Linked DNA regions of Mus musculus: region 1 is linked to region 2. Evidence: chromatin loops called from intact Hi-C (ENCODE). Cell type or tissue: left cerebral cortex. All regions are shown on one strand.

Region 1 (2,500 bases), 85 kb before region 2:
CATCTGTTAAGAGACAAAGGCCTGACAGGAATGTGGGCAGCAGTGTCTTATGAGTTGTGAGTTGAGTTAAGGAAGAAAGAAGCCATTAGCACAGCCAGACTCTCTGGGTCACCACGAGGTAAGCAACCTCCCCTGCCACTCACCTTGCTGCTCTGACATCCTGATCCCCATGTGCCAGGCTCGTGGTGATGGAGAGCCCATGAACCACGAACTGAACCTCTGGAGCCTGAGTTTAGAGGAAACCATAATTATTTTACAGTTTGTTTCAGATATTTGTCACCATGACAGAAGTCGGACCAACACCACTGCATCTAAGACTTGTTCTGTTTGAGCTCGCTGAACTAATTTGACTCGTGGGTCTTATTTTAGAACTGGGAAGGAGATGCTGAGGTTAGAATGCGGAATTTTGTTTTTTAAAATTATTTAAAATTTTATTTTATGTGTTCTTTGGTTCTGTCTGTATGTCTATGCACCATGTGCTTGCCTGGTACCCACACAGAGGTCAGAAGGGGATGTCAGGTCTCCTGGGACTGGAGTCAGAGATGATTGTGAGCCACACCATGTGGTTTCTGGGAATGGGACCTGGGTTACCTGGAAGAGCAGCCAGTGTGTTAACTGCTGAGCCACCTCTCCAGTCCCGGTATTTGTTTTTTGAGGTAGGTTCTCAATATGGTACTCAGGTTAGCTGTGAGCTCCTGGGCTCAATCTTCCTGCCCTAGTCTCCCTAGAGGCTGGGGTTACAGGCTCAGGCTGTTGTACCTGGCTAGCAATAGCTGTGGATGATTTGTGGATGTGAAACCTGGCCCTGATTCAGAACCGAGCAACTCTTCAGATGCTGAGGTTAGCTTCCTCTCACTCTCGTTCCACTGGCACCGTGGGTGAGGCTACCAAATCATCCCACCCAGGTTGTATTAACAGCTACCAACTTAGTCACCCGACTTTGTCCCTTTTTCCTGATGGTCAGAACTCATAGTGGCAATGCCGGGCAAAAATTCTTCCTGATCTTCCTGTATCTTCCGGCCTTAGTCATAGTAGAAGGCCCAGGTGGCCTAGAAGTGGTCATGAGAAGCCAGCTTCCCAGGGAGAGCCTCTGACTTGCAGCTTTTGCCTCCCGGCCTGATTTAACTCCTCCCACACTGGCTAACTGAAGTTATAGAGCATGTGACAGTCTGCTCTCCAGCGCCACTGCTGAACATTTGGCTCCGGTCCGACTCCATCTGCTGCCTTGCTTGCTCTGGCCCACTCTGTTCCTGCAATACTGACCCCCTTTTTTTTCCTTAAAAAAAAAAATGTTAGCCATGCACCTGCCTCCCGGTTCTTTCTGTTGACACTTTTGTTCGATTGGAATGTTGACTTAGATCTTGAGCGCCCATATAAGAAGTCGGATGTGTATGGCAGGATCCTGTAGTCACCAGTGCTGGGAGGCAGAGACAGGAAGATCCCCCAACTCCCAGCTTAGCCAGGTTTGCCGAATCTGTGAGCCTCAGGTTCAGTGACAGATGGTCTCAGAAAATAAGACAGAGAATGATAGAGGATGATATTCTATGTTGACCTGGTTCCAAACACATGTAGACACGTGTGCACATACATGAACATGTACACATATACATTCACAGAGACACATAAATATTAAAATATTATGTCTTCTCATAACTAATTGCTGCTGCCTTATTTTTAATTTTTTTCTTATTGATTGGGATCCCCCCCCCCCAACATACACAGCCTACACACACACATGCACACAGATACCAATGCATGTGTGGGAAACTGAGGAAAACATTTGGGGGTCAGGCTTCTCCTTCCACCTTGTGGATTTCAGAGACAGGTCTCAGGTGGCTGGACTTAGTGATACAAACTTTCTCTTCTCTCACTGAGCCTTCCCAGCAGCCCCATTTTCCTCCTATTTCTATTTCATTAAGAAGGTAAGCTTCCCCCTGGCTTGGGCTAGGGGTAGTCAATGTTCTGACTGTTATTTGCTCTGCCGGAATTTCTTCACCCGCCCTTCCCCTCCTCCCGTCCTTCTCTGTCCCATTTTTACTCGTGTGGGATTTAGCCTCAGGACCTCCGGCTTGCAGGCTAATGCTCTGCCCGGGCTACATCTCAGCCTGGTCTGCTTGCCTTTTAGGAGAGCCGTTACTTTCTCCAGCAACATTTTAACTAAGATTTGCATTCTTTCTTTCCTCAAAGCTATTTATTGCACACTGAAAAAAAAAAAGAGTTTTTTCTTTATCAAAGCTTAATTTTCTGTTCTGTTACAATTTTCTTCAGAAAGTATCATCTTCTAGAAGTTGCTGCTGGGTCTCCTCCTCCCCACTTTCCCCTCTCCTTTTTCTGCTCTCCATCCCTCAACTAGGCTATTAAAAGTTTCCAGGTCTACATTCTCAGAGAGAGCAAAGGGTGAACTTAGATCCCCGTGCCTGTGTTTGATACCATGAATCAGACAAGCTTATTAAACAGGCAACTGGCCTCATTTATGAAGATGAGAGCTTAAGCTATTCCT
Region 2 (2,500 bases):
GGGTTCAGCTCCCCAGCATCCATATAACAGAAAGCCATGGCTAGAGAGATGACTAAACGGCTAAGAGCACTTGATGCTCTTGAGAAGGACCTGGGTTCAGTTCCCAGCACCCGAGACAGGAAGTTCACAACCACCTATACCTCTTCACATGGGGGTGGGGAGAAGGGCATAGGGGCTGGAAGAACACTAGGGCTTGCTAGCTGCCAGCCTTCACAATGCAGCAAGTCCAAGATCAGTGAGCGACCTTGTCTCAGTGCATGAGGCAAACAGAGGATGGTGCCTCCTCTGGCCTTCACACACACCATGCATACATACTACTTTTCCCTCTTAGAGGGCACCATGCAGTCAGGGTACTCTCCCAATAGCTTGTTAAAGGAGAGCTCTGCTGCGGGTGAATGATTCTCAGTTCAGTCAAGAAACACCTAAGCTGTCACACACACACAAAGCCAACTCTCAAATCATCTGCTATTAGAAGCCCATGGTAACGCCACCTCCACCACCGTGGAATTCGTCCTGTTTCAAGCACACACAGAATATTTTCTGAAACTGACCTCAAATCAGGCCATAAAGCAAATATTAATAAATTCCAAAGGACTGGAGTCATATAGCATTTTCTCTACCCACGGAGGAAATCACTGCCTGCAGCAATGAATCACTTTCTCTGGGAAATCCTCCAATATTTGAAATGTGTATCAAAGGAGAAATAGTAACCATGCTAAGAAATTAAAAGTATACATAGTTTCCCAGGATTAAAAGCAGAAAAGAAGGCTATCACTACAAATCCTGGAGCTGCTAAGAAGGCGGCTTAGGATGCAGCAGAGCAGGAAGCCTTGCGGTTGGTACCCAGCACTGGAACAACAGCAGCCAAAAAAATGGCTGGAAAAACTTGATGCCAATAAACTTAAAATTTCACTCAAAAGTTCCTAGAGTAACATAATTTCCAAACCTAACATTAAACTTTAAAAAGTAAGCCTGATTTTAAGAATGGTCAAGAGGTTAGAAAGATGGTTCAGTGGTTAAGAGCACTGACTGCTCTTCTGGATGGAGGTCCTGAGTTCAAATCCCAGCAACCACATGGTGGCTCACTGGTGCCTTCTTCTGGTGTGTCAGTGACAGTGTGCTGAAAAATAAAATAAATCACTTTTTAAAAAGTCAAATGGCTCCCGGAATGGGCAAAAGATCAGAACAGACATTTCTCCTATAAAGATGGCTGCCAAGAGCTTGAAATGATACAAAGCATCATTGGTCCCCTAGAAGAGGGAGATGAGAGACACTGTGAGGTACTACTTCATATTTACTAAGGAAAATACTGTAAGAGCGACTGTAGTGAGAAGTATTAATGGGGACGTAGACAAAGCCTCACAGCAGGTAGGAATTAGAAATGGTGCTGCACAGAGACTTACATATGACTTTTCATGGGAACATTGTTCCTCATAGCCAGAAAGTGAATCCAACCCCAGTGACGGTCATTGTTAAAGGATCCCACATCACCACGCAAAATGGGGCATTGTTTGGCATTAAAAAGAGTGAAGTACAGGTATATGATGTCATATAATTCTGTCTTGAAGACATTATGCTACTCAGTAAAATCCACTCAGCAAAATTCAACATCCTGAGTCACTTTGCTTAACATGAAATGTCAGGAACAGGCAAATCCATAAAAACAGAAGGTTGTCAAGGATTAGGAGTAGGGAAAACAGGAAGTGACGTCTAATGGATGTCAGGTTGTGAGGATGGTGCAAGACTGTACTACTGATTGACATAGAGCTTACACAACACTATATATGTACTAAAACCATCATATCAGATATGGGTTTTCAGATAGACTCTCATTATATGGTTCAGGCTGGCCTCAAACTCATTATATAGCCTGGAATGATGGCCTGGAGCGTCTCCTCTTGCTTTTGCCTCTCAGGTGCTGGGACTGCAGGCATGTGCCACCCATAAGTAAATTATACAAGATGGTAATTATATCTAAATAATGGTGCTCTTGGTAGGGGAAGAGCAAAAAACCAATGCCAGGAGAGATACAAAGTCTGATTGGTCTTATAGCTATAAAAGAAGTTTAACCCATAATTAAGACCTCACACACATAAAACTCTAGGCTTGAGACATTTTCCAGAGTGAGCTAAAGAGATGGCTCAGTTTTAAGAGTGATTACTACTGTTGCAGAGAACCCGGGTTCTGTTCCGAGCACAGACCTGGTAGCTCTCCACCGCGTGTAACACCAACCCAAGAGATCTGATGCCCTTTTCTGACCTCATCAGGCACGGCACACATGGGATTCATGTGCATTCGTGCATGAAAACACTCATACACTTAGAATATAAAATAGTAAAACTTAAACTTCCCCAGAGAATATGAAAACGTGACTGATGTATGTACTATCTATAAATATCCTCAATGAGGACATTATAAGAAAGGAAAGGGCATCTTCATGCAGATAAATACAAGTGAACAGCCATCACAAAAACCCTCAGCAAAAGAGGATTAATGGGAA

The links. Peaks named below come from ENCODE experiments on the same cell type or tissue, not always from the same donor. Only the 100,000 strongest peaks of a DNase experiment are listed, where the experiment ranks them.
Region 1: it touches region 2 in a loop (2.4-fold over the local background); 5 of 42 quality-filtered maps call a loop at or near these places.

What each region holds. Positions count from the first base shown.
Region 1 is chr10:59,592,680-59,595,179 of GRCm38, reverse strand. All of the region lies in intron 1 of Mcu (mitochondrial calcium uniporter), which reads left to right. Among named protein-coding and RNA genes, the nearest start is that of Gm40671, 18 kb to the right of the region's middle. In left cerebral cortex, a CTCF peak has its summit at 1,205; a DNase peak (open chromatin) is centred at 1,170; H3K27ac peaks cover 841 bases.
Region 2 is chr10:59,507,489-59,509,988 of GRCm38, reverse strand. All of the region lies in intron 1 of Mcu (mitochondrial calcium uniporter), which reads left to right. Among named protein-coding and RNA genes, the nearest start is that of Gm40671, 67 kb to the left of the region's middle. In left cerebral cortex, a CTCF peak has its summit at 1,087 (motif pointing left); a DNase peak (open chromatin) is centred at 628.